Regions from separate parts of the Mus musculus genome. Here region 1 is linked to region 2. Evidence: chromatin loops called from intact Hi-C (ENCODE). Cell type or tissue: left cerebral cortex. All regions are shown on one strand. Each heading gives the region's core, and the rest is flanking DNA. Links, peaks and the distances in the headings are about the cores only. Region 1 holds the start of Nufip2 (nuclear fragile X mental retardation protein interacting protein 2). Region 2 overlaps Myo18a (myosin XVIIIA).

Evidence for each region. Peaks named below come from ENCODE experiments on the same cell type or tissue, not always from the same donor. Only the 100,000 strongest peaks of a DNase experiment are listed, where the experiment ranks them.
Region 1: a loop joins it to region 2, with 2.9 times the contacts of the local background. A loop is called at or near these places in 5 of 42 quality-filtered maps.

The regions. Positions count from the first base shown.
Region 1 is chr11:77,680,442-77,695,485 of GRCm38, forward strand. Nufip2 (nuclear fragile X mental retardation protein interacting protein 2) reads left to right here and starts at 5,698. Exons shown (of 4, transcript NM_001024205.2): 1 at 5,698-6,066; 2 at 11,101-12,813. The coding sequence starts at 5,787. In left cerebral cortex, for the core only: no CTCF peak of the experiment used is centred there; DNase peaks (open chromatin) are centred at 5,611, 6,281, 6,580, 6,773 and 2 more places; H3K4me3 peaks cover 2,796 bases; H3K27ac peaks cover 2,508 bases.
Region 2 is chr11:77,785,920-77,800,963 of GRCm38, forward strand. All of the region lies in intron 1 of Myo18a (myosin XVIIIA), which reads left to right. It overlaps Gm10277, which reads right to left and starts at 2,703. Exons shown (of 1, transcript XM_030246464.1): 1 at 1-2,703. The coding sequence starts at 224. In left cerebral cortex, for the core only: a CTCF peak has its summit at 7,443 (motif pointing left); DNase peaks (open chromatin) are centred at 5,463, 6,159, 6,667, 6,959 and 1 more place; H3K4me3 peaks cover 1,003 bases; H3K27ac peaks cover 2,533 bases.

The sequences.
Region 1 (15,044 bases), core at 3,615-7,614, 110 kb before region 2:
GGGGTTGAGGTGGTAGTGGTAGTGGCTGTGGTGGAATACAGACCACAACATATAAAATACATCATTTTGTAGCATCAATATTTAAAACAGTATCATTTACTGACATTAGAAGTATTTGTTAGTGGGGGCTGGGAAGATGGCTCAGCCGTTAAGAGTACTGGCTGCTCTTCTAGAGGCCCAGTGCCCACATGTCCTTAACTCCTGTTCCCAGGGAATCTGACACCCTCACACAGACATACATGTAGTCAAAAAAACCAATTTACATAAAATAGAAGTAAATTATTTTTAAAAAGTATTTGTTAGCAACTTTATTTAAACCTACCTCATTAAAACCCATGAATTAGGTTTTCGGATGAAAAATTTTAGAGGGGCTTAGTAATCGGCCCAAACAAGGGAAAAGTGGAACAGAAAAGAATTCCATCTCAGTTCTGATATAAAATTTATCTATGTCTATATCAGGGATGCAGAGTTGCAGGAACTAGCCAGACATAGTAGCACAGGCCTTTAATCCCAGCACTCAGGAGGCAGAGGCCAGCCTGGTCTACAAAGTGAGTTCCAGGACATCCAGGACTATACAGAGAAACCCTGTCTCAAAAAAAACAAACAAACAAACAAAATTGCAATGGTACCCAACATAAAAGCATAAAGGCACATGTAAAATAAGGTGTTTGAGTAGTGATTTTCATTTGATAATTGTAGTCTTGCAACCCTGCTTAATCTCCCAAACTGTACAAAGAGAAACAGCAAAATTCCAAAAAAGCACATAATTGCTGGTAAAGAGAAAATGTTCACTAATTAGCCAAGTGTGATGAGCCCTGCCTGGAATACCTGCACTTAGAGGGTGGAGACAAGGAATAATGCATTCAAGGACAACCTTGGCTACACAGTGGGCTTCAGGCTACTGGGACTGGTCTCCAATAAAAAAATCTAAACATGCTGACTGTGGTGACCTTTAATCCCAGCAGTCAGGAGGCAGAGGCAGGTAAAGTTCTGTGAGTTTCAGGCCATCTGTGGTTACAATAATGAGACCCTATTTCACAATAACAACACCCCCTGGCACACCAAAAAAAAAAAAAAAAAAAAAAAAAAAAAAGCAACAAATAGAAGCTGTTCAATAAGTATTTTTGGTTTTTTAATTTAATTTTTTAAAAAAGATTTATTTATTATTACATCTAAGTACACTGTAGCTGTCTTCAGACACACCAGAAGAGGGCATCAGATCTCATTATGGATGGTTGTGAGCCACCATGTGGTTGCTGGGATTTGAACTCAGGACCTTTGGAAAGGCAGTCAGTGCTCTTAATCTCTGAGCCATCTCTCCAGCCCCAATAAGTATTTTCAAATGTAACAGTTAAACAGATTTTGTTTTTATTTTTCAGCTTCCCTTCGCATTACTTTTTTATATGCAGTCATGCCCTATAGATAAAAATTGTGACTTTGATTTTGTTGTTGTGCAGGTTTTCTATTGTTTCGTTTTAGATTTATTTACTTATTTTATGTATATGAGTACACTGTCACTGTCTTCAGACACATCAGAAGACAGTTTTGGATCCCATTACAGGTGGTTGTGAGCCACCATGTGGTTGCTGGGAATTGAACTCAGTACCTCTGGAAGAGCAGTCAGTGTTCCTAACCAGTGAGCCATCTTTCCAGTCCATTTTTTTTTTTTCTTTAATTTTTTAAGACAGGGTTTCTCTGTGTAGCCCTGGCTGTCCTGGAACTCAGTGTGTAGACCAGGCTGGCCTGTTTTTGTTTTTTTGCTTTCATATTTTTTCCCCATCCTTTGGGACAGGGTCTCACTCTGTAGCCTTGGCTGGCCTGTAACTCATTATGTAACCCAGGCTGTCCTCAACGTTGTACTCATCATCTTGTCTCAGCCTTCATAGTGCTGGGATGAAGACCATAAAAGGCCATGTAGGACCTGAGGTTATACTGCTAAGTCAAATCTCAAAATGTTAGTAACATTTTAATAGGGAAGGATTCAGGTTTAAGATGGCTCTCATTAAGAAAAAAAAAAAATATTCTGGGCCTGGAGAGATGGATCAGTGGTTGAGAGAATGGTTTCTTGTAAAGTGCCAGGGATTCTATTCCTGCATCCACCTAGTAGTTCACAAAAATCTATAACTCCAGTTCTAAAGTATCTGATCATTTCCTATGGTCTCTGAGGCACCAGACACACATGTGGTACCCAGACATGCACACAAAACACCCATAAGACACACATTTTTTAAAAAGATTATTTGTTTGTTTGTTTATTTTATATGAGTACACCACAGCTGTCTTGAGACACACACCAGAAGAGGGCATTGGATCCTATCACAGATGATTGTAAGCCACCATGTGGTTGCTGGGAATTGAACTCAGGACCTCTGGAAGAGCAGTCAGTCCTCTTAACTGCTGAGCCATCTCTCCAACCCCACTATTTTTATAAAAAGAAAAAATATTTATATTATATCTTCAAATATTACATACTGAAAAATATCACCCTACAGTAGTGGCGCATTCCTTTGAAGGCAGAGGCAGGCTGATTTCTGAGCTCAAGGCCAGGCTGGTCTACATAGTGAGTTCCAGGATATCTAGAGCTACACAGAGAAACCCTGTCTCAACAAACAAAAAGCCAAAAACCACTCCTCTACTCCCCAACAAAAAGGAAGGAAGGAAGGAAGGAAGGAAGGAAGGAAGGAAGGAAGGAAGGAAGAAAGAAAGAAAGAAAGAAAGAAAGAAAGAAAGAAAGAAAGAAAGAAAGAAAGGCAGAAAGAAGAGAAAGGAAGAGAGAAAAGGGAAGAAAAAAACAGATACTAGCTACCACGTGGTTGCTGGAAATTGAACTCAGGACCTCTGAAAGAGCAGTCAGTGCTCTCAGCCACTGAGCCATTTCTCCAGCCCTGATGGCTCAGTATTTAAGAGCACTGTCTGCTCTGGTAGATGATCTGAGTTTAGTTCTCAATAAGAGTAGATCACAGCTATCAATAACTCTAGTTCTAGGGTATCCTACTTGTCTGGTCTCTAAGGGCACTGCACACACACACACACACACACACACACACACACACAGAGTCAAAGAACACTTGTTTAATTTAATGAGTCTTATTAGGCAGCCCTGGCTAGCCTTACCTCAGCTACATAGACTAGGCTGGCCACAAACTCATCGACAACTGCCATCTCTACTTTTCCAGTCACACTGTAAAAGCTATAAAATACATACCTATTATCAAATAAATTCATAACAAAAAATGTTGTATATATACCTTCCCAAAGCATACTTACTCACCATGAAATATTTAGTCATAAAAAAAGGAAAGACCTTTTTATTCATGTAACGTAATATGAATACATCTTAAAGACATTATGGTAGCACACACTTGAAATACCAACATGTGGGAGGTAGAAGGATCGAAAGTTCAAGCTCATCCTTGACTGAAAGTGAGTTGGATGTTAGTCTATGCTATAAGAGACTCTGACAAAACAAAACAAAACAAAACAAAAAACCAAAACAATAAATGCTAAGCAAACAGAAATGAATAATTAAAACAGGGCTGAAGAGATGACTCAGTGGCTGAGACTTCTTGTTGCTCTTGCAGAAGACTCAAGTTTAGTTCCCAGCCCCACACAGTGATCCTAACCATTCTTTTTGTTTGTTTGTTTGTCTTTGCTTTTTGAGGCAGGGTTTCTCTGTGTAGCCCTGGCTGTCCTGGAACTCACTCTGTAGACCAGGCTGGCCTCCAACTCAGAAATCAGCCTGCCTCTGCCTCCCGAGTACTGGGATCACAACCATTCTTAATGCCACATGTAAGGGACCTGACAAAGCTCTTCTGACTTTAGCAGGCACCAGGCATACACATGGTGAACATATACACATGGGGATAAAAAAAAAAATCACACATACAAAATACACCTAATTATGTGTACCACGTGTGTGTCTGGTGCCCTTGGACTTCAGAAGGGAAGTTGGGCCCCCAGAACTAGAGCTATGGATGATCATGCTGCTGCTGTGTGAGTGCTCAGCATTGAACTCTGGTCCTTTGCAAGAGCAGAAAACGCTGCTTTTAACAGCTGACCTATTCCTCCAGCCTTAAGGGCTTTATCATTGAAAAGGTATGGGGTTTCAAGAGATATAGGTTCTAGTGCCTGCAATGACAGTATTTGTGAGGGGGACTGAAACAATTTGAAGCTAGCCTGGGCTACATAGTGAATAACAGGCCAGTCAGAGATACAGAGGAAGATCAAAAACAAACAAACAAACAAACAAACAAAGACAAAACAACAAAACAAATACAAAGTAAGATGGTAAACTTTACATTTAAATTTTCCCTTGGGGGGAGGGCAGTGATGGTGGGGCATGCCTTTAATCCCAGCACTTGGAAGGCAGAGGCCAGCCTGGTCTACAGGAGTGAGTTCCAGGACAGCCAGGGCTGTACCAAAAAAAAAAAAAATCCCTTATAATACATAGACAAATGTATATCTAATTTAATGAATTTTAAAGCAATTATTCATGTAATAGCAATAGCACATTGGCTGGGGTATGCTGGTGTGTGTAGGACTTTAATCCCAGCATTCATGAGGCAGAAACAGGGGGAATCTCTTAGTTGGCCAGACACTTCTACTTAGGTAGTTCCAAGCCAATCAGGTTTACATAGTCTGTTTCAAAAACAAACCAGTCCAAAACAAACAAAACTCCTAGCCAAGTCCCCCAAATATATATTTCGAGGGTACCCCGTGTCTGTGCTTATCACAACCTTCTTCCTATCATAACAGGTTAAATTAACAGCATAAATTGCAAATACACCTTTACATTTCAATGTTTTCCTTAAATTTAATACAAAAATGTTTTAAAAACCCAAACCTTAAGAACTTTTAAAGGGTTCCTTTCTCCTTTATTTCACTTTTGAAAGTCTTAGTCTAAAATCTATTTTGGTTCCATAGTTGACCTCACCTGCAGTGTTTGATTAAAAAAACAACAAAAACACCCAAAAAACTTCAGTGTAGATTTTTTTCATTCCTCCCTCTCTCTTGCTTTCAACTACAAAGAAACAATGATTTAAGCCCTTTGTCCCCTTTTAGAAAATTACACAGATACCCTATTGTGGAACCCTATAATCCCTCCGTGGAAAGGAAGAGATTAGCATATGAATACAAAGCAAAATGAATCCAGAATACGAAAACGATCTATCGAGTTGTGAAGCTCTTGTATTCTTAAAAATGTATTTATTTCCTCTTTTTTGAATTGCCCCCTTCGTGGTTTAAGGGTTAAGGAAATTGAGCTTTCCTCTCTGGCTACCCGGAAAAGAATTAAACACACACACACACACACACACACACACACACTCACAACCCAACACATTCTAGGAGGTGCAAAACCAACAGATGGCTCCTAGCGCCAGTAGAATCGTCAGTGGAATCTGCTACACTCGACATCAGCTTGCTCGGTGTGAGGAGTGTAGAAAGTGCTGTTCGCTAACTGCGTGGTGAAGGAGAGAAAGCGATAGAAGAGAGAGCCATAATGCTGACGTTGAAGGCCCGGCCCTGTGAGGTTGCATAGGGTAAGTGGCGTTGGCCAGGCGGCGGTGGCGAAGGGGAAGGGAAGAGGATTTGAGCTAGGGGCGGGGCTTGACGCGCAGCGTGGCTCCTCATTGCTGGAGCACGGCTGCCAATCTCGCAGATCCTCTCGCTTAACCAGTGCGCTGGCGAGACGCGCTCAGATATACCGAGCGAGCGCGGAGAAGCAGTCTCAGATCCTGACGGTGCAGCAGCCCGCAGCCTCAGCCAGGGAGTCCCAGCCGCTTTCAATGGAGGAGAAGCCCGGCCAGCCACAGCCTCAGCACCATCACAGCCACCACCATCCGCACCATCATCCCCAGCAGCAGCAGCAGCAGCAGTCGCACCACCACCACCATTATTATTTCTACAACCACAGCCACAACCACCACCACCACCACCATCACCAGCAGCCTCACCAATACCTGCAGCATGGAGCCGAGGGCAGCCCCAAGGCCCAGCCCAAGCCGCTGAAACATGAGCAGAAACACACCCTCCAGCAGCACCAGGAAACGCCGAAGAAGAAAACAGGTCTGAGAGGGAGGGCGGTGGGGGAAGGGGGACTGGATTGGAGGGGGGGGAAGCGATGGGGGTGGGGCTAGATGGGAAAAGCGCGGACCCGGTCCGGGTGTGCGTCCCGCCGGGCCGGGGATGCCCCCTTCCATTCTTCCCGGGCGCGGGCCGGGCCGCGAGGTGGGGATTGCAGCGCCCTCTCCTTCCCTTTAGCATGGGAGAGGCCCAGCCAGGCCGGCGTGACCTTCCTCGGTCCCCGCCCCGGCCGGCCGGAGGCAGAGCTGTGCCCTCGGCCTTGGAAGTCCAGCCTTCATCTTCTTTTTCCCCTCTAGTGCGGGCCCTGGAGTTGCCTGAATGTGGGGGCCCCTAAGAAGGGGGTGAAACTCAGCCGCCCTAAAAAAATAAAATAAAAAATTCCCCCGAGGTGTATGTAATTCAGGCCTAGTGAATCCATCCTGATGCGGGTGGTGTCGCGAGAGCCGCTTGCAGGCGGCGACGAGCGGGGCTGAGGGCTAAGTTGAGGAAGCGTCCTCGCTCACCCGCCGCCCCGAGCCCACCTGTGGCCTTGGGGTTTGCCGTCTGGGTGTGTGGGGGACCCTATCGTCCCTCGGGTCATTTCCACCCCTAAACGCCCGTCTTGCGCGTCCGGACCCCGTTGTCTGTCCGCGAGGGCTTCTCCGCAGGCCGGCGCCCCTGGCCCGCTCGCCTCGGAGCCGGCGAGGCTGGAATGTTCTCTCCTCCTCGCGGGGCCGCTTCCTGTCCGCCATGTTGGAAGCTGATTCCTGTCACCGACTCCGGCCGGCGGAGGAGCGGAGGGGGAAGGGTGCCGAAGGCCACACGGCACGCCGGCCCGGCTGCCCCGGGACCCTCTGCGGCCCTTTTCCGGGTCCCCCCCGCACTGCGGGCGGCCGCCGCCCGCCGCCCCTCCCCCTCCGCGCCGCGCCGCGCCGGGGTTGTGTAACCCGGTGGCGGCCGCGCGGCCCCGGGCGGGTCCCTGGGGTGAGGGGCGGGGGCGGTTGGGGTGGGGGAGGGAAGCGGCCACGAGGGGAGCGGCCTGCACCGTGGCCCCGCGCGCCCGACGGCCGCGTTTCCCGCTCCCGGGTGCGGCGGGAGGCGCGGGCGGGGAGCGGGCCTTGAAGAGGAGCTTGAAGGGGGAAGGAGGCCCGGGCGGCGGCCGTGGCCGTAGCGTTCCGCTGGCCTGCGAGGGGCGAGGGGGATTCGTTTTGGGGAGAGGCGGTGCCTGAGGCCGGGTGGGGTACCCAGCGGGAACCAAGCTCCCGGGTCACGAGTTTCTCTGCCACAGGAATCTCATCTCCTGCCAGGTTCGCTCACGACTCCGCCTCGGAGGCTTTTTCACTTAGGCCTTTTTTCTTTATAGCAGCGCATTTCCTACCCAAAAAAAAAAAAAAAAAATGGGGGGGGGTTGGGGAACAACCTCTCAAACTTTGTTCCATTCGTTTTCCACCGAACACCTAAACTTCTGAGCTGGGTAGTGACTTTGTGGGAGGGATTAATCCGATGCTCTAATGGGTGGGACAACACGGGCAGTTTTGGCTTTCCTGTTTCTTTAACTATGAACTGGAAGTGACTTGTCCATGTGGTTGTCACCAGCCCTTTACCTTGGACAAGACCTTTTTGGTGGTTAAGAGGCGTTTTGGTGCATTTTAAAACCGACTTCCATCCCCTAACTGAGTATTATTTAACATTAAATGTGGAGCCTTGAGCTACTTAAAATAAGCATCAAAGTTTATATATTCACACGTTTTGTTTTGTTTTGTTTTGTTTTTAACTGAAAAGGGAATGAAGAAAGAAGTGTTAAACTTAGTCTTTCAAGTAATACAAGTAAGTTACTGGTGAAAAACTTACTGTAGACAATATAACTTTGAAGGCAGAGCTGAGTGGATATCAGATTTTCTTTTGTAGGGTAGTAGGGACTGATGATAGAGCAGAAGTGTTTAATTGTAAGGATTTACAGCAGCCTAGAAACTTAGGAATTATGTAACTGTATTAGTTTTGCTTTTCATGAGGTGAGAAAGTATCAAGGTTGCCCAGTGGTATTGTTCACAGATTCAGAATTTGTCTTTTATGAGGTTTATGTATTCCCCACAGGGCTCCTCACTGCATAGAAAGGCAGACCCTGAACCATTCATTGAAGGTGGCCCTCCTCACAATGTGTCTTAACCTGGGATGAAGAATGAGGAGGGAACTGGGTTTAGGAAATTTAGAGGTTATTAACAGTTGGGCTCAGCGGCTTTCCCGTATGTGGTTTGGTCGTTGGGTACTGTGCTAAAAAATCTAGAAAATGCTAGGGAAATACTTAACAAGTTTTTATGAACCATTACTTCCAAAGCTATGAGAAACTGGTTTTCTGGATCCAGAAGAGGGCACAGGAGACAAAACATGTTGAGTAATTGCAGTGTCAAATCTAAAAGCTAGATTTATTTGGGACTCAAGTTTTGCTGAGTCCATTTGAAGTGGAGTTCTCATGGCACCCTAAATAATAAAGACACAGGGATTCTTTAATTGCTTTCTGTAATAACTACCATCTTCACATTTTTCTTAAATATCTAAGCTTTAAAAGGTACTTATCATACTTAGTGCATGTCAAGGCCATAGGGAGACAAATATGTAGTTAAGTGAATTTTTGTTTGTTTGTTTGTTTGTTTTCTTAATTTTCAGAGACAGGGCTTCTGTATAGCCCTGGCTGTCCTGGAACTCACTCTGTAGACCAGGCTGGCCTCGAACTCAGAAATCCACCTGCTTCTGCCTCACCTAAGTGCTGGGATTAAAGGCATGTGCCACCACACCCGGCTTGCCCACCTTTTAATATATATATATGTATGTATATATATATATATATATATATATATATATACACATATATATATATATAATTATGATTAATGAGCCAGAAGATACAGGTATTGCTTAACTTATAGTAGATGGTAAAGTAGTTCTTTCCTTGGTTGCCTTTGGTCCAGGCAAATCTATTGATTTGGGTCTCCCTGCCCCTAATTTTTGTTTTTGTTTGAGACAAAATTTCAGGGATACATATCTAGACTTGGCTTAACATTTTGCATTTTTTAAAAGAAAATGTTATAGAAAACAAAACCACATACTATTTTTGTCAGTTTTTAGAAAAATGGTAATGTAATGCTGGGAATATGGAATTAATTTTTTCCTAACTACTAAGGGTTGAGAATTGAACTTGATACATGGCAGTATGTTTGTTTCTGATGCAGGGCAGTGGCTGCACACATCTTTAATTCCAGTATTGGGAGGCAGAGGCAGGCAAAACTCAGTGAGTTCCAGGGTGGCTAGGGGTACACAGAAATCCTATGTCAAACAAACAAAAAATATTGTCTATAGTTGGTTTTTGTGCAACTGTGTTCTTTTCTGGAAGTTCATACAGAAGAAAAGTATTTGTTGTTTGATTATTGTTAGAATTGAGGGTTTCCCAAAGGTCTTTTGAGGTCATAAAACAATTGATAAAACTAATTGCTATTTTATTAGTGAGTAGAAAGCTGTGATTTAACCAGTAAATCACTTTTTAAAAAAGATTTATTTATTTATTCTATGTAAGAACACTGTAGTTGTCTTCTGACAACTCCAAAAGAGGGAGTCAGATCTCATTACAGATGGTTGTGAGCCACCATGTGTTTTCTGGGATTTGAACTCAGGACTTTTGGAAGAGCAGTCAGTGCTCTTAACCGCTGAGCCATCTCTCCAGCCCCCCAGTAAATCACTTCTAATAAGAGATAATTAATTGTAAGCTGATCAGTGGTGGCACACGCCTTTAATCCCAGCACTTGGGAGGCAGAAGCAGGAGGATCTCTGAGCTCAGTGATTTTGCATTCCAGCACAGTCAGGGCTACACAGAAAAACATGATTTTCTTAAAAACAAAACAAAACAAATGTTAGTTGTAAAAAGAAGTCTATGTTCAAGTACTTGACTGCTTTAGGATACTAAATTCATTTCATTGTAGTTTTGTGAGCATGAAAGTGTTGGAAGCAGGTAGGAAATTATGTGTCCTAGACAGATTCCTAGTTCTGTTACTCTGTGACCTGGATGTTAACATTTTCTCTCCTGGTGCTTTAACAACCAAGTAGAAGCTAAAAGTAAGAGAATGAGTCTTTTTTTTTTTTTTTTTTTTCCCCAAGACAGGGTTTCTCTGTGTAGCCCTGGCTGTCCTGGAACTCACTCTGTAGCCCAGGCTGGCTTTGAACTCAGAAATCCACCTGCTTCTGACTCCCAAGTGCTGGGATTAAAGGCGTGCATAAAGAGGCCTGGCTGAGAATGAGTCTTAAGGGTTACTACATATTTTTGTTTCATGTTTTATGGTATGCTGGGTTTTTTGTTTGTTTGTTTGTTTTTAAGGTTTCTGTATTATATGTAAGTACACTGTAGCTATCTTTAGTCATCCCAGAAGAGGAAAAGTCCACAGGTCTTATGGCTTTGTCTGAAATTCATTGGCAACTAGTCACTTTTAGCCCTCAGTATACTCTTTGGGGGTACAGGGAGGTTCAGTACTAGGGATTGAGTTCAGTGGTCATACAAGGGAGACAAAGGCCACAGCCTTATTTTTATTTTCCTTTTACAGGTTATTGTATCTGAAGTAGCACTGATTCTAAATAGTGTGTGAGACAGGGTTCCACCCTGTAGCTCAGGAAGGCTTCAATCATGCAATAATCATCTTGCTTCAGTTTTTCTAGCAGACTCATTGATATAATTCATAAGGTTTATTCTGTTTAGATAATTTAGAGGAGATTATGGCATGCTGCTTGAAAGGTCCTGATCTTTCTAGTTAATTCTGGCTACTGGCCCAGAAGATGGACCTGATATGAGTTGTGTCCTAGGTCTGCCTCTGCCTAGACATTGAACCCTGTATCATAATCTGTAAAAGTTTCTTTACATAAAGTTTCTTTACATAAAGATAAGATACAACAAACCCTACAATACAGCTTAGTATTGGGTTCAGTAAAGTTGTTTGGTCTTAGTACTACTGTGATTTAAATGTATGTGTTTTGTTTGTTTTTGTTTTCCTTCTATAGGCTATGGTGAAATAAACGGTAATGCTGGAGAAAGAGAAATATCTTTAAAGAGCCTCAGTTCTGATGAAGCTACCAACCCTATTTCCAGGGTCCTTAATGGCAACCAGCAAGTTGTAGAAACAAGCCTGAAGCAGACTGTAAAGACCAGCACCTTTGGAAAAGCAGGAATCAAAACCAAGAATTTTATTCAGAAAAACAGTATGGACAAAAAGAATGGGAAGTCTTATGAAAACAAATCTGGAGAGACCCAGGCTGTAGATAAGACCGATACCATAGCAATTCCAAATGGTGTTATAACAAGTAGTTCAGGCTATATTACTAATGGTTATATGAGCAAAGGAGCAGATAATGATGGTAGTGGATCTGAGAGTGGATATACCACTCCTAAAAAAAGGAAAGCTAGGCGCAATAGTGCCAAGGGTTGTGAAAACCTTAATTTAGTGCAGGACAAAATAATGCAAGAGACTAGTGTCCCAGCATTAAAACAGGGACTTGAAACTTTAAAGCCTGACTATAGTGAACAAAAGGGAATGCGAGTAGATGGTTCAAAGCCTATTTGGAAATATGAAACTGGACCTGGAGGAACAAGTCGTGGAAAACCTGCTATGGGTGACGTGCTTCGTAAAAGCTCTGATATTAAACCTGGTTTGAGTAGCAAAAAATTTGATGATCGGCCTAAAGGAAAGCATGCCTCAGCTGCTGCCTCCAAAGAGGACTCATGGACCTTGTTTAAGCCACCCCCAGTTTTTCCAGTGGACAATAGCAGTGCAAAAATAGTTCCTAAAATAAGTTATGCAAGCAAAGTTAAGGAAAACCTCAACAAAACTGTACAGAACTCCTCCGTGTCACCATCTTCATCTTCATCATCATCATCTACTGGGGAAACTCAGACCCAGTCTTCAAGTCGGTTATCCCAGGTCCCGATGTCAGCTCTGAAATCTGTTACTTCTGCCAGTTTTTCTAATGGGCCTGTTTTAGCAGGAACTGATGGAAGTGTGTACCCATCTGGGGGTCAGCCACTGCTAACGACTGCTGCTAATACTTTAACACCCATCTCTACTGGGACTGATTCTGTTCTTCAGGACATGAGTCTGGCTTCAGCAGCCGTTGAACAAATTAAATCTAGCCTTTTTATCTACCCTTCAAATATGCAAACAGTGCTGTTAAGTGCACAAGTAGATCTGCCCTCTCAGACAGATCAGCAAAACCTGGGGGATATCTTCCAGAATCAATGGGGTTTATCATTTATAAATGAGCCCAGTGCTGGCCCAGAGACTGTTATTGGAAAGTCATCAGATCATAAAGTGATGGAAGTGACATTTCAAGGAGAATATCCTGCCACTTTGGTTTCACAGGGTGCTGAAATAATTCCCTCAGGAACTGAGCATCCTGTGTTTCCCAAGGCTTATGAGCTGGAAAAACGGACTAGTCCTCAAGTTCTGGGTCACATTCTAAAACCTGGGACTACTGAGAGTGGAGCCTTATCCTTGGACCCCAGTCATATAGGTGACCTGCAAAAAGCAGACACCAGTAGTCAAGGTGCTTTAGTGTTTCTCTCAAAGGACTACGAAATAGAAAATCAAAATCCCCTGGCCTCTCCTACGAACACTTTGTTAGGCTCCGCCAAAGAACAGAGATACCAGAGAGGCCTAGAAAGGAATGATAGCTGGGGTTCTTTTGACCTGAGGGCTGCTATTGTATATCACACTAAAGGTAACTCATTTGTTTTTTTTCTAAGATTCCAATGGGCTGATTGTGTGTGTGTGTGTGTGTGTGTGTGTGTGTGTGTGTGTACATGTATATTTGATATTCTATATTATGAATGACTGGGTAAGAATTAGTATCAATTAATTGTTAATTGATTTGAAATTTTTGAAAATTTATTAAAGTTTAGAGGACTGTAGTTTTCCAACGTAAAATCATCAATAAAGGCACAGTTGATCACATAATTAGATAGAGGTTTCATGTCCCTTAAAGGATAGCCTTTTTTTGTATTGGGTCTCAGGTTTTTTTTTTTTTTTTTCTTTCTTTTTTTTAAGTGATAGAGTCAAAGTTTTAAATTACCCAAATGGGCTTTAAATCCTGATCCTCTACATACTAGTTGCTGCTGGGATTGCCTGTGTATGCCACCAAATTTGGCCTCCCTCTCTTGCTTCTCAAAGTGTATATATTATTTTATTAGCAAAACAATTCATGGTTTTAGTTGCTTATAATGAATTGGGCAATGTTTTTGAGAGTTAGAAAAGATAAGTATCAAACTTTTTTCCCTTAAAAAAGTGCCAAGTGGTTTATTAAAGTAATTTAAGCAAATAGTGACAGGCACATGGATTTTTAGCCTTTTTTTGGGCGGGGGGGAGTTAGAGACAGGGTTTCTCTGTATAGCCCTGGCTGTCCTGGAACTCACTTTGTAGACCAGGCTCGAACTCAGAAATCCACCTGCCTCTGCATCCCGAGTGCTGGGATTAAAGGCCTGCTACCACGCCTGGCTTTAATCAGCCTTGTAAAGACCAGGTTTTTGGTTTTGGTTTTTTTTGAGTCTTCTATAGTAGCAAAGTCATGTAAAGGAACCAGTGCTAGACTTGGTGGAATGTGTTTGTTCCAGTTATTTGGAAAGTCTAAAGAAAGATAGTTGCTTCATCATTCATAAATAAGAAGGGACCAGATACACTTCAAGTTTCAGGCTAATGACTGAATATAACTGTTATGTTAGGAATTTGCTGTGGTGGTACCTTTAAATCTTTGTTCCCTAGCCACTTAATAAATGCCAAGCAGGGAACTAAGAACTTCCTTAAAATGTATCCATAAAATGTATTTTCTGACACAGGGCAATGGTAGTGCAATCCTAGCAGCATTTGGGAAGCAGAGGCAGGAGGATTTCTGAGTTGAGGACAGCCTGGTCTGCAGAGCAAGCTGTAGAATAGCTAGGGCTACACAGAGAAACCCTGTCTTGAAAAAACCCAAAACAAACTACAAACTCAACAGCCTCCACCTAGAAACCCTAACCCTACCAACAGAGCTGATAGAGATGGCTTTCAGTAGGCAAAGGCACCACCAGCTTCTAAGCCTTATGACCTGATTTCCAATTCCTGACTCCCACAAGTGATCCTCTGACCTCCACACTTAAGTCATGGTAGATCCCTTACCTGGAAAATTAAAGAAAAATTGCTGAATAGCATAACTTTCCTTTTTTTGGAGACAGGATTTTTTTTGTCTAGCCCTGGCTATGCTGGAACTGTTTTTGTAGACCAGAGACCCACCTGCCTCTGCCTCCAGAATGCTGAGATTGAAGGTGTCGGGTCCTCCATCACACCAAGAGAAAACAGTAGTTTTTATTTGCATCCTTTCATCTCTTTTTTTACTCTTTTGGGTATAAACAAACATCTAGTACATACTGCAGGTGGTAATTTGTTTTTAGAGACAATATATATATATTCCTGGCTATCCTGGAACTAGCAATGTAGATTAGGCTGGCCTTGAACTCAAATACCTGCCTGTCTCTGCCTTCTGAGTGCTAATATTAAAGGTGTATGCTGCTTTTTAATAAAATACTGGTTCATTTTGGTAGTGAGTTTTTTAATCTGTAGGAAAAAGGAGCCCATCATATTGAAGGGATGAAGAACTACATTTTTTCTAGAAGAATAACTGACTTATTTAGTTAGTTTTTTGAGACAGGGTTTTTCTGTGTAGCCCTGGCTGTCCTGGAACCCACTCTGTAGACCAGGCTCATGACCAGGCAGGCTCAAACTCAGAAATCTGCCTGCCACTGCCTCCTGAGTGCTGGGATTAAAGGCATGAGCCCACCACTGCCTGACTAAGAAGATGAATTTGTGTTTTGAACTTTTTAGTCTGCTTTTCTGTTTGCACCACACCAGTCCCTGTAAATTTTAGAAGAGTGTGTCAGATCTTCTGGATCTGTGGTTACAGATGTCTGTGAGCCACCATGA
Region 2 (15,044 bases), core at 5,162-9,161:
CTTGTCCAGCCCTGACATGAAACAGGAAGGGGAGTAGCCTCAGATTCCATCCTCAGGTGGGGCCTGCCTACCAGCACCAGGTTCTCTGTCCCACTGCCCCCCCTCACAGCAGGAGGTGACTCTCCTGAGTTTGTCAACCATATCTGTCTGCTCAACATTTCCAGGGCCTGGTTCCTTTCTTGGTGACCTTTGCAGCTCCTGTGCCCTTTGTCCCCTGATCTCATTTCTTCTCCCTCCCATTCCCATTTCTGTAAGGAGCTGACTCACTTCCTCCTCTAACGCCACTTCACTGCCAGGCCCTGTGGCAAACAGGGTGTATGTGGGGAGGGAGATCTCACCCAGGCCACAGCAGTGGGTCTTGGAGGCCATCCTAGGCGCTGGAGGAGGGGGTGGGGAGGAGAGATGGCTGCAGGCCACAGGGAACCCCCCAGCCATTGTGCAGTCTGGACAGGCGTCAGGGAGCACCTGCTTGGGCCACACTGTGTTTGGGGAGGAGACTGACAGTCCTATGAGGAAGGAGGCCGTGCTTTCAGTAGAACTATAGGCTCCCATAGAAAGCTAGCTCTCAGCCCTGGGTGGCATGGGCTAGAGGCCAAGTGGTGACAGCACTGTCAGGCAGCTTGAGAACGTCATGACCCTTTGTGACACCCAGTCTCATGCACAGACCCATCACATTGAATGGACAGTATTTGGAGGTTTAAATAGAACCTTCTAGAGGCCCAGCAAGAAACAAAGGTTTGATATTGTCTCCTGTGTAGGTTCTTGCCGGTGGAGCGCTGCCTCCTGCCTCCCTCTTTAATGAACTGGCTTGATTGTAGAATTGACGGCAGAAGCCCAGTCCCGGCTGGCGTTGTCTTCTGCCTCGCTCCCTTGGGCTCTCCAGGCTGTAACAGCCTAAAGCTCAACACTCCAGGCTCTGGAGGGGACCCAGCTCATGCGGAGCCTGGCATACATAGCCTTTCATCCTTCTGAGAAGATGCCTCAGTTACCTAGGGTGAACACAGGCGGGGACCAAGTCCCCACTCATTTGGGCATGTATTGAGGTTAAAAAGAAAAGAAGTAACCGGGCGTGGTGGCGCATGCCTTTAATCCCAGCACTCGGGAGGCAGAGGCAGGTGGATTTCTGAGTTTGAGGCCAGCCTGGTTTACAAAGTGAGTTCCAGGACAGCCAGGGCTATATAGAGAAACCCTGTCTCGAAAAACCAAAAAAAGAAAAGAAAAGAAAAGAAGAGAAAAGAAGAGAAAAGAAGTGGGAATTGGAAAGATGGCTCAGTGGGTAAACGGATAGAGGACTTTAGTTTTGATCAGTGTAAGTACATAAAAAGCCACATGTATAGCATATGCCTATAATTCTAACCCTGGGAGGCACAGACAGGAGGATCATGGAGTCTTAGCACTAGCCAGCCAGACTAACTCCTCAGCGAGCACCAGTTTCAGTGATAAACCCTGATGAAAAGAAGAACTGGGCTGGAGAGCTGGCTCAGCGGTGAAGAGGTTACAGCTCTTGCAGAGGACCTGGGCTTGGTTTCTAGCATCTCACACAAGCTTACAACCACTGTAACCCCAATTCCAGGAGACCTAGTGCCCTCCTCCGGCCTCCATGAGCAGCAGGCACACATGTAGTGCACATACAAATGTGGAGACAAAACACAAATACACATGAAATTAAAACAAAATAAATCTTTAAAAAAATTTTATAAAAGAAATAAAAGGCAGAAAAATGATAGAGGAAGATGCCTCACGCCAGCCTCTGGCCTGCACACACAGGCAAACACATACACACACAAACGTGCATACACCACACATACATGCAGAGAGTAAGGAGAAGGGATAGATATCAAGAGGGAAACTGGGCTATGGTGTTTGAGACAGGGTGTGCTGGGGGTAGGGTGGGGGTGGGGATGGGCGCACACTGCTGTGGTCTGCCTTCCTGGAATCCAGTGAACAGCAAACAGCCCTGTTCCCCACAGCACTGATCTGTGCCTGGCACTGTCCCATGTACTGTGGCCTCGAGTCTGACCTCAGGACTTCGGGATGACAGGAGTTTCTTGTTTAGGTTGTGGGGACTGGAGAAAGTGAGGGGTGCCAGCCTGATCCCCACCTGAAATGCCCGTTCCCTAGCTGGTGGGAGCAAAGCACACTGCACAGGCACATGGAGACCCCTCAGTGTTAGCTTAGACACTTTTGCTAGCTCATGCTCCACTAGATTCTGGCAGGACTCTAGTGTGAGAATGACCTAGGGACTGCCCCTGTAACCCTTGCAGAGGACCTGGGCTTGGTTTCTAGCATCTCACACAAGCTTACAACCACTGTAACCCCAATTCCAGGAGACCTAGTGCCCTCCTCCGGCCTCCATGAGCAGCAGGCACACATGTAGTGCACATACAAATGTGGAGACAAAACACGAATACACATGTGGAAAATGTTTTTGCTCTTAGCCTCCAGTACTTCCTTCAGCATGGCTTCAGAGCAGAGGAGGGGGTCCCAGAGAAGGCAGGGCTGAGTGTTTCCACTTCACTCAGCTGGCTGAGTTTTCTTCCACTGTTGGTGTCTCTTCTCTGCCATTGGAAGAGGGATCTTGCTGCGTGTGGCGTACATCTGTAATCTATCATATCACTTGGGAGTTGGAGGCAAAAGAATCAGGAGTTCAAGTTTAGCATCAGCTACATAGCAACTTTGAGGTCAGCCTGGGCTACATAAGACCTTGCTTCAAAAAACAAACAAGCACAAAGACAACTAAAAACAAAAACAAAAGGCTGGAGGGGAAAGATGACTCAGTGGTTAAGAATACTTGTTCTGGCCGGGCAGTGGTGGCACATGCCTTTAATCCCAGTACTTGGGAGGCAGAGGCAGGTGGATTTCTGAGTTCAAGGCCAGCCTGGTCCAGGACAGCCAGGGCTACATAGAGAAACCCTGTCTTGAAAAACCAAAAGAAAGAAAGAAAGAAAAAAAAGAATACTTGTTCTGGAGCTGGAGAGATGACTCAGAGCATTGACTGCTCTTCCAGAGGTCCTGAGTTCAATTCCCAGCAACCACATGGTAGATCACAACCATCTGTAATGAGATCTGATGCCCTTTTCTGGTGTATCTGAAGACAGCAACAGAGTACTCATATACATAAAAGTAATAAAAACTTCTGAAAAACCCAGAACCCTTGTTCTAGCAAAGGATCAGAGTTCGTTTCCTGTGATGGTCTTATGATGGCTCACATCTATAACTCCAATTCCAGGGATGCTAACACCCTCTTCTGACCTCATACATCTATACAGACAAGACACTCATATACATAAGAAAATTAAAAAGAAATTTAAAAGTGCTCAACTTATTAAAAGAGTAAGAATGGGGGAGGGGTAAACTAATCTGTACTGGGTTCTCTTTTTGTCCCACCCATTTTCTTTTTTTCTTTTTTTTTTTTTTTAAAGATTTATTTACTTATTATATGTAACTACACTGTAGCTGTCTTCCAACACTCCAGAAGAGGGCGTCAGATCTTGTTACAGATGGTTGTGAGCCACCATGTGGTTGCTGGGATTTGAACTCCAGACCTTCGGAAGAGCAGTCGGGTGCTCTTACCCACTGAGCCATCTCACCAGCCCCCACCCATTTTCAAAACTCCCCTGCCTGCAGCTTGTACTGCTGCCTTAGAAGCAGATGTGTGCGTATAGGGATTGGTGAGGGGCTGGTTCTGTCTGTAGGAGCCGCTCCCAGCTCATCTGGGACAAGAAGAGGAAGGCAGCTCAGAGGGAAGGGCTCAGACATCAGGACTGATGTATGGCTTTGGTAACATTTTGGGTGATGTGTGGCTTTCGGCTGGCTTGCCTCCGGCTGAGTGACCTTGGGCAGATTCTTTCATCTCTCTGGGCCTTATTTCCCTCTGCTATAAAACAAGAGTAATAATGGTGCTTATAAGTGTTGTGAGGGCTGACAGACATAGTGCATTTAAAATCACTTTGAATAGCGCCTCAAAAACTATTAAAGTGGTTCCCATCACCTCAAAGGGTAATAGACCTAAAGTGGATGCCCAACACCTACATATACTATGTCCTGTACATGGGTATTTACGGTAAATTTTAATTCATAAATTAAGTACAGTAAGAGGTTAACAGTAACAGCAAGATAAAATAATCCTAACCGAACATTGTAATAAAGCTTACAAATGTCCACATGCCGTGATCAATACCAGGAATCCCACCACTTAGGGAGTGGAGGAGGAGAAACAGGAATTCAAGATCACCTTGAATTACATAGCAAATTTGATGCCAGCCTGGGCTACATGAGACCCTGTATTAAAACAAAACAAAAGAAAAGAAAAACAAAACAAAATCATCAAATGAGAAACCTGATGAATCCTTTGTTTCTAGAATTTGCCATTAAGTTGTTTTGGACTGCAGTTGACTGTGGCTAACTGAAACTGTAGCAGGTGGGACCAGGACTGTGGGGATGACTGTGGGGATGACGATCATTCGGGGCTCCAGAGAGAGAGCAGCACCCTCGTCAATCCACTTCTGAACCCCAGGAAGTGCTTGGTGTCTGGAGTGAGACCATCTGTGTGCAGAAGTGCTGCAGGCTCTGTTCCAGTTAAGGACGCAGCTGCGTGTTCTTTGCTCGTGTCCTCGGGGTAGTGCCTTTTCCCACAGTGTCCTTCCAGTGGAGCTGGGGAAGCAGCCTGAGCTTCCTCAGGGTCCCTCTGAGCATGGACAGCTTGCCCTGAGCTCCAGCCTGCTCTTTATAGTTTCACTCCCGCTCTTCAAACCGTGCTGAGTTTTCTCTGTCTGTCTGGGACCAGTGCCTTTGAGCTCCAGGTCTTCTGTTTGTTTTCCAGTTGATAAGCTTACTCTGCTCTTTGTTGTCAACTGTCTTCATGCCTGTCTTGCTCCCAGCAGCCATCTCCAGTAAGGCTAAGCAAGAAGAGAGGCGCAGGATTTAAAGGCAGCTCTCACCTGCTATCTCCTGGTGTCATCCTTACCACACACAGGAGTTTGTGCAGACTCTTCTGTGGATTTCCCTGAGAAAATTTCCAGGCCCTGTGGTAGGATGTGCTACCAGTCAGACCCGCTCAGTGGTCTCACTCTTCTATGTAACCAGGCTTAGTAGGGCTTGTCTGCGTCACTGCAGCAGGTACCCAGAGTCCGTTGTCCTCACCCTCATTTTGTCCCATGAGGCTGTCTAGAGGGAGATGTCCAGTTTGGCCGTCAGTACCCCATGGCCGAAGTCCTGGCCAGCCAGGGACAAGGTGACTTCATTGACTTTATTTGCCCTTGAAATGAACCTTGAAGGTTTTGCTTAGGCCCCTTTCTGGGAGTCCTGCAGCCAGTGCTCTGGTGGGAAACCCTCAGGCCGCTACATTCCAGACATCTTACCCAGTGCTGGCCCGAGGACTGTGGAAACAAGGGCGGATTGTGCTGGGCTGAGGGGCTTTCTCCCAAGCCGGGGCGCCTTGGGGTGGAGGCTGGCTTTCCTTCAGTCTCCTTCCAGCCCTGTGGCATCTGGCTTCTGCTCATTGGCTGGATGCTAATTGTGACTGCTCTCTCTCCCCCATTTCTTTTTGAGGCCCAGGGAACAAGACTCCACACATGGGACAAGGGTGTAAGCAGACTGTGGGCAGGGGCGGGGGAGGACAGCAGCAAGTCAGGGACACCCTCTGAAGGACGCTTGGCCAAGAGTGACCTTAAGCAGCCTGGAGGGGGACCTCCTGGGCCAGAACTGACCAACAGAACACACTGCAAAATAGAAATGTCCTGTGGTCACGTGGCCTCTGAACACTTGGAACCTGGCTTGTGCAACAGAGAAGCAGAACTTTACATTTTACTTGATTTTAATTTAATACAAAATATCCCTGGTATTTTTAATGTAACTTAAATTTAAATTGCTTTCGTGGCCAGTGGCTACTGTGTGGAACACTACAGCTCCAGATGGCTCCTAGAAGTGTGGGGTGGGGGCGGGGAAGCAGTTCTTACTTCTTATCTCCTTCTGCAGAGAGCTCCCCCCACCCGCCTCCCCAGGCTGAGCCTGGTGGCATTTCTCCTTCCTGTCAGGAAGGAAGGTTTGTTCTCTGGCAATTTCCCCACTTCACCAACTCTGGAATCCTGATGCCCTAGAGACAAGAGGTCCCTGGCAATGTGCCACCACACTATGGCAGTATTTCCCCGCCTTGCCAAATGCGACTCTTGCCCAGCTTGGTAACACACAGGTGCTCACAAGCCCAGTGGGTTTGGCGGGCTCTGCACGTGGGGGTGGGGGCGGAGACCAGGTAGGCAAAGCAGAAACCTCTTCCTGCTTCTGTGGGGACTGGGCTGGCTTTGTTGTTACTTCAAAGGGTTCTAGAAACAGGCCCAGGAAGGTCCTCAAGAAGTGAGCACACAGATCTTCAAATACAGGATCTGTGTGCCCCCCTACCCCCCGCCTCTGTTTAGGGGAACCTGAGAGTGCCTGAAGGAGCCTCTCTGCCTTTAAGAATGAGGATGCCAGCTTTCACACCCTGGAAGACCTTCCTTGGGCTTTATTAAATCAGTGTGGCCAGCCCTTAAGCTGGTTTTCCTTTATTCTTCTGTGGAAATAGAGAAAAGCGGTCGTTTATATGAAAAGAACACAGTGCTTCATTGTGCTTGTTCTCGAATGTCAGCCAGACAGGATGGGATGTGAATATAGTGAATGCGGTGTAATTAGTAGACTCAGACCCAAGTCTCCCTGAGATTTGAGGCAGAGCCTGGTGAAACCGTCAAGACAGGTCCTGGGCTTTGGGCCTTGTGGAAAATTGGAAAGGCAGAGGCAGTTTGGAAATCCCCAGAGCCAGAGGAAATCCCCAGGGACTGAGAATCCCCAAAGAGAAACGGTACCCCCGGAGCCACCAATCAGGTAGTCTTTCTATGTATCCAGGATCTGACGGTTTAGTTTTTGGGGGTAGACACCTGTTCTTGTAGAGCAGAAAAAAATGGTGCGCTCGTACACAGGGTTCTGAGCAAACCTTTGGATGTGTAAAACTGCAGTCTGGTGGAATGGAGGGCCGGAGTGGCCGATCCTTGAGTCTTTGGGACAGAGATCTGTGACTGCCCTCCCTATGCCCACTGACTCCACTTACTGCTTGTCTGAGGCCGCTCGCCACTATAAAACTCAAGACGTGGCTTAAATCTTTGAACTATAAACTCAGGTATTCATTCATTCACTTTTCCATCAGTAAACACTTAGTAAACATCTACGTGTTGGTGCTATTTCAGGTACAAAGGATAAGTTAGTAATGAAAAAAAATATAGGCGCCCAGCGCATTTTTGCACCTCCATTGCCATCTCTCTCCTGGGTAAAGTGAGAGGCCATCTTGCTGCTGCAGCCCCCCTGAAGCCTCAGCTCCCCAGGACGCTTTCTGGGGGCGGGTCCACCAGAGGTGAAATCTGCAGCCTTGGCTGTGCCAGCAGGTCCATGAGAAGGGGAAGGCTGCCCTCTGCCGGAAAATCTGGGGACACTGCAGGGCGGAGTGGCTCTTGAGTTCCTAGCGCATGCGCTGAACCTGGCTCCACCCATGCGCTGGCGGCTAGGCGGAACAGGAAGTGCAGTGATAGTCAGGTCTGAGGCCGATTTGGCCACTACGGCTGCCCGTGTGTGGACTTTTCGGACAGTACAGGTTTCCACTTACCAGCCCTCACCCTCTTGAGGTCATCTCTCGGCTTCTTTAAGGAGTTTGGCTGCTTCCCTTTCAGTATCTCTTGATCACTTAGTGTCATTAAAATATGGAGACACCCCTGCTAAAGCGTTTTCTGTAAATGCTGTGTTTAAAGCTGCTGTTGAGGAACCTCAGCCGTCCTCTGATGGGGTGCACCTGTCACGATTGGTGGCTGGCGCTCCCCTACCCAGGAAGCAGAAGTTCTGTGGTCTCTCCCAAGTCCTTAGGGCTGAGTGCTTGAAACAGGGCTCCCTAAACTTCCCTAAACAACAAGTTCCATTTGTTTTATTAGGTACTGTAAATTAGTAATACAAACATGTCGTTGGTACTCATTTATGAAAAGAGTGTCAGTAGATTCTTTTTGTAACTATTTTTATTTTATGTGCATTGGTATTTTACTTGCATGTATGTCTGTGTGAGGGCACCAGATCCCATGGAACTGGAGTTAAAGATGGTTGTGAACTACCATGTGGATGCTGAGAATTGAACCTGGGTCCTCTGGAGGAGCAGTCAGCGTTCCTAACTGCTGAGCCGTGTTGCAACCCTATAGACTCTTTCACATTTACTTACTGTTATTTGTATGTGTGTGTTAAGCATGAACATGCTACAGCACACATGAATGAGAGTTTGTGGATTCGCTTCTCTCCGTCTTGTGGATTCTGGGATCAAACTCAGATTGTCCAACGTGGTGGCAAGTACCTTTACCCACTGAGCCATCTCAGCCTGATGGACTGAGCACACACACACACACACACACAAATGCTATTTATTTGTTTAAAGACAGGGACTCACTGTGTATCTCTGCCTGGTCTGGAACTCACTCTGTAGACCAGACCGGCCTGGAACCTGCCTCTGCCTCCTGAGTGCAGGAACTAAAGTCGTGGGCCAACATGCCCAACTAAACGTGTGTGTGTGTGTGTGTGTGTGTGTGTGTGTGTGTGTGTGTGTGTGGTGTATGCACATATATATGTATATACATATATATTTATTTACAAGATCTTCAGGAGGAACGAGGGACAGCTGGAGCAGGGGAACATGCTCTCCTTAAAGTTTTAAGGAGAACCTCAGTTTTAGTGTTTCCACCCTATGTATTTTCTGATAAACCTACTATGTGTAATAACAGCACTTGTGGGCTGGTGAGATGGCTCAGTGGGTAAGAGCACCCGACTGCTCTTCCGAAGGTCCAGAGTTCAAATCCCAGCAACCACATGGTGGCTCACAGCCATCCATAATGAGATCTGACTCCCTCTTCTGGAGTGTCTGAAGACAGCTACAGTGTACTTACATATAATCAATAAATAAATCTTTAAAAAAAAAATAACAGCACTTGTGTGTCTGAGTAAGGTCACTGTGAGTTGGAGGCCAGCCTGGAGTACTATTATAGTGAGACCCTGTCCCCCAGATAAATAGACGAAAAACAAATAAAGCCCCTCTCTTTTTATGGATGAATAAAAAATAAATAAATAAACCCCCCTCTCTTTCATGGCCTGGCTCCAAACTGCACCCTGTGTGGCTGACCCCTCACCAAGAGAAGTTCTCACCCTCTGAGCCTTCCCAGAGCTTCCTTGTGCCCGTGCTGGAGGAGCGCACTCGTACTTCAGTTATGACTGTTGGGGTGTATTTGTTCTTTCCTCTGCTGGTCATGTTTTTTGGGGAGGGGAAGTCAGAAGCTAAGTCACTGCCACTCACCCATCCTTGTATGTGCCTCGTCTCTAAGCAGAGTCCAGGAGTGGGCGAGTGATAGGTTACCATAACAAACATTCTACCCATGCCTGCTCAAAGGACAGTTCTCCAGAGATGGAAAAGAACCAGACTGTGTTTCCCCATAGCATTCCCCGTGGGATGTTACACATGTAGCACTACTAGCTGCAGGGCCAGCTTCCCCCGCCTCCTCCAACTTCCCATCTGGCTTCCCATGGCTCTACTCAGCTCTCTACAGGGCCAAGGACCTCTCACCTCATCGATTGAACAGCACAGCAATGCAGAGCACTAAAGTTTTGGCCCCCTGTGGATATCCTCTTTCCCATTCCATCCAGCTTATTACTGTACCTTCTAGATGAGTTGGGTAAATCCAGTGGCTTGCTGAATACCTACTGTGTGCTTGGTGTTAGAGAGTAGGATAGCTTTGAGTAAGTCTTTCAGGAAGATATAAAATTAAGTATGCCCCCAGCACCAATAACCAGAAGAGTGACTTATTCAAGTTTGTGTATATGTATGTGTGTCTAATGCTGTGCTGGATCTTAAACACAGGGCTTCAAGCACACTAGGCAAGCACTCTACCACTGAGCAACAACCTTCCAAATTAATTTTGATGAGTAAAACTGAATTTATTAGGGGTTACTTACAGAGTGATGGACATGGGACAGATGGACACAGTTTTCTTGAGGTCACCACTCTGTCCCCAGCATCAAGGTCCTACTTTATGTGGCTCCAGTCTGCAATGTAATTGTTGTAAACCTGGGCTCTGAGTGCTGCCCAGTGTTTATCTTCAGGGCCAGACAACAAAAAGGCACAGGTCAGGGAAAGCTGTATGCTTGTGTGTATTCCCTGTTCCCTCATCAGGGTTTCTGACCATCTCAACCATCACCTAGCTGTCTAGCTGTGGGTACATGGCGTGATTTGCTGTATGCAGCCTGCCATGTAGAGCAACTAGACAGCAGCTTGCATGCAAGGTGGAGTTGACTGTGGCTAGAGGACCAGTCTCCACAGATGGCAAATGAAGGAGGCGAAAGTGGTCCTGATGGCTTAGACACATGACAAGAACTGATGGCCATTCAGAACACTGACTTAGGCTCTGTAGTCAAGGCGTACACACAATAAACTTCAGTGAGTTCAACTGCGTGTTTGCGTAAGAAATTACATTGGCCTAAGATTACTGAAAATAGTATTTGGTTATTATTATATGTTGTGCACACTGTGCACTGTGCTTCCACGGAGAGAGATTGTATAGAATGGTACAGAGGTTTCCCCCTCATCCACGGGAGTTGTGTTTCAAGATCCATAGTAAATGCCCCAAAGCTTTGCATACCTATGGTAAAGTTTAATTTATGAATTAGGCACAGTAAGAGATTAACAGTAAGTAATGAAGTAGCAGCAATAATAACAATATGGTGTGGTTAAAGGCTACATAAATATCAACTCTCTCAGAGAGTCTTACTGTGTTCTCACCTGTAGGAAGGACTTTTGAGTTTCTCTCTGGCATGTCTGAGTTTCTGGCCACACCACTCCCCCTCTAGGGGCAGGATTTATGTATTTAACAGGCTGGCGATTGAATCCAGGGCTTTAAGCATACTAGAACAAGTGTTCTCTCACTGAGCTACCTTCTCATCTCTGAGGGCATTATTAAGTAGAATTATATTAAGTAGAATTATTGTTCCTTGAACACAGCCCCAGGATCCTGTGATAGTCCGCCTCATAACCAGCATGGCTACTCAGTGACTTCTGGACAGATGGCATTCATGGCACAAATTCTTGTCTAGGAAAGAGTGGGATGATGGGAAACTTCATCGTGCTACTCAGAATTACGTGTAGTTTAAAACGTATAAAACCTTTATGTCTGGGGCCGTCTAATATTTTCAAACTGGGGTTGACCTCAGGTAGCTGAAAGTGTGGGCCATGAAACTGTGCGGAGAGGGATTGCTATAGACGCAGAACCACGTGGACTATATCCTTGCTGAACAATTTTAGGGGTTTTAGGAGATTTATTTATTCTTGTTTGGGTGCATGTTGGGTCCATGGAGGCCAGAAAAAGGGATTGGATCCCTGGAACTAGAGTTACAGGTGGTTGTGAGCTGCCATGTGGGTGCTGGGAGTCACACCCAGGTCCTCTGGAAGAAGAGCTACTCTTAACCACTGAGCCATCTGTCCAGCTCCTGAGCCTGAGTCTTTCCTTGGGTGCTGGGATCTACCTCAGGTCCTCATGTTAATACAACACGTACTTTACTCTATGCCATCTCTCCATTCTTGCTTATTATTTTTTTTAGATTTATGTATTATGTATTTTTTATTTCTTTTAGACAGGGTCTCATTGTGTAGCTCCTGGAACTCACTATGTAGGCTAGGCTCCCCTCAAGCTCATAGAGAACTATTTCTTTCTTTCTCTCTCTCTCTCTCTCCCCCCCTCTCTCCCTCTCTCTTGCTCTCTCTCCCTCCCTCCCTCCCTTCCTTTCAATATTTAGAGTGGGGGGGGGTGGTCACACCAGAATAGGGCGTCAGATTTCTTTGCCGGTGGTTGTGAGCTACCATGTGGTTGTCCTGGGATTTGAACTCAGAACCTTCGGAAGAGCAGTCAGTGCTCTTACCCGCTAAGCCATCTGGCCAGTCCCCTTGTTTTAGTTTTTCCAGGCAGAGTTTCTCTGTCTAGCTCTGGCCGTCCTGGAACTTTCCCTATAGACCAGGCTAGCCTTGAACTCAGAAATCCATCTGCCTCTGCCTCCCAAGTTCTGGAGATAAAGGTATGAACCACCACTGCCTGGCTTCTATTCTTATTTATTTATTTATTTATTTAGTCACAGGGCAACTTTATTGAGTAGTAGCATGGTCATACCCAACAAACATGTTCCCTCTCATTCTCTCTCTCTCTCTCTCTCTCTCTCTCTGTTCCCTCTCATTCTCTCTCTCTCTCTCTCTCTCTCTCTCTCTCTCTCTCTCTCTCTCTCACACACACACACACAAAGTCTCTCTCTCTCTCTCTCTCTCACAGCCCTTGCCACAGTCCAGTTCTCAGCCACAGGGTGGGGAGCCTCCCGGATTATTCGGATCCAGAAGCAACAGGTGCCCGAGGGAGGCTCAGAGGGAGGAAGTGGGGAGGGGGTGCAGAGAGCAGGGGTGGGATGGGTTGGGAACACCCACCAGACAGCTACACGAAGAGTGAGATTCCCTGCCCTGGTGGCTTCAGCTTGGCTGCGCCCCCTTCTATTAGCCCTGGCTGTCCCAGAACTCACTATGTTGATGAAGCTGGTCTCAAATTCACAGCAATCTACCTATTTCTGCTTCCTGTATACTAGGATTAAAGGCATGCACCACCATGCCCGGCTGCAGTCAGTGCTCTTAACCACTGAGTCAACTCTGCAGTCCCAAGCAGTGGTTCTCAGACTGTAATGTGTATCAGAATTACTAGAAGCCTGGCTAAGCCTCAATGCTGGGCCCCAGCACTCTGGATGCAGAGGCTGGAGTGAGTGAGGCTTTAGCATGCCAGTGCCCACTTGATGTGGATGCTGTAGGTTCAGGGACCAAACTTTGAGAACTAAATCTTTTCTAGCCCGTCCTTGCCTCTTATTGACTGGGAAGAAACAGAATAAGCATAATCTTCAATGTAGAGATGCGGGGAATTAAAGTCACCTGCCCATGGCTACACAGACACCCACCCACCCATCCAACAGTTGGGCACATTACTACTAGGCTTTATATCTGCCTCAGTAGCCTTGGCTTAAGCCAGAATCACCAGGAGCCTGGTTTGGAGGACACACACCTGTAATCCCAGCTTCAAGAGCCTGAGACAGTAGGGATCTCAAGTTCAAAGCCAGCCTAAGCTGCTTAGCCAGATTCTCTCTCTCTCTCTCTCTCTCTCCCCCCCCCCCCCCCCAGAGACAGGGTTTCTCTGTATAGCCCTGGCTGTCCTGGAACTCACTCTGTAGACCAGGCTGACCTCGAACTCCTGCCTCTGCCTCCCAAGTGCTGGGATTAAAGACATGTGCCACCACTGCCCAGATTCTCTCTCTCTCTCAAACAAAACAAAACAACAACAAAGAAACATACTAAGCATGGTGGTGTAAGCCTATAATCGCAGCATTTGGGAGACTGAGGCAGGAGGATTAATTGAGGGTTTGAAGTGACCTGGGATATATAATGAGTTTCAAGTCAACCTGGGCCATAAAGTGGGACTGCTTCACAAAATACCAAAAGCAGGGGCTGGAGAGAGGGCTCAGGACCTGGGTTTGGTTCTCAGCACCCATGTGATGGCTTGCAACTATCTACAGCTCCTGCTCTAGGAGATCTGACACCCTCTTCTGACTTCCTTGGGCATCAGGCACACATGAGATGTACACACACACACAAACACAAATAAAACACTCATACACATTAAAAACAAAACGGACACCATCTGGAGTGTTTTAGAAATCCCAGTGCTCAGGGCTCCTTCCCCCACCAATTAAACCAGAGACTGAGAGGGGGAGACGGGAAGGTCTAGGCACTACATCCTATATTAAAGCCTGAATTCTGAAGCATTCAAGGCTTCAGTGAGCATTGCTGTGCTCAGAGGAACCCGGGGATACAGAACCTTTGACAGCTGCATTGTCCCAGGAGGACCCGGGGACCCCCTAGGAAGAAGCACCACTTCCCTAGAAAGCAAGAAGTATGTTTCCTGATAGCCTGTCCATGTGTGTGCATATGTGTGTGGGATGGTGAGACTGGGTGACCTGTTACAGTGTCATGCGGAAAGGTCAGACCTGGCAGTAGTGGTGCACACCTTTGATACTAGCACTTGTAAGGCAGAAGCAGGAAGATCACTGAGTTCAAGGCCAGCCTGGTCTACAGTGCAAGTTCCGGGACATCCAGGGGTCTACAGAGAAATTCTGTCTGCAAACAAAAAAAAGGTAGGAGAGCTGGGTTTGGTCCTTTTGGGCAGTACTTATCATTCTCTTTCTGGAGCATACAGTAGCTACAGGACCACGGGTACTTAGAACTGACCGTGGGTGATGAGCTTGGGTTTTTCCAATCCCTCCCTCCCTGGAAAGGAAGAAGGAAGCAACGATTGTCTCCATTTTCCACAGACACTTGGCAGGCCCTGTCTTTCCCCTCATTGCTGTCTTTTCCTCAGCACCCATCTCAGCCTCCATCTCAGCCTCCAGGGTATCTGGTCTTGTTAACTAGAGCCAGGCAGGAGTTTCTAACAAGGAACACAAGTTCTTCACTGATGACCGACCGTTGTTCATGGGCCCCGCACCCCCAGTTCCCTATGTTTGCAGGGCTGGGAGCTCCCCACCCCTCCCCACCCTTCCCCACCCACCACACTCTCCTCTGCCTATGCAGCAGCTGGCTGGTGTGTGGGAGAAGGAGATGTGGATGGAGGGAGAGCAAATGATTCTCTGCACGTCTCCCAAGCGTCTATTCTAACCGAGGCAGCAGCAGGAGGCCTCACTCAGGCTGAACTTGTGGGGTCTCTGCTCTTGCTGGGCCTTACAGGACTGCTGTGAGGTTGCTAACCGGGCCTAGTGTGGGTGGGCCCCCGTATGTCATATTGAATGCAGTGTTAGTGTCTCTATACAGTTACTTAGATGCCATAGTTAGGCGTATGATTGAAGTGTTCTCGAGTACACTGTGCTGTGATTGAGTTCATGCACGCATGCTGGTATGTGTGTGTATATAAACGCGCATGTGCTAGTCTCAA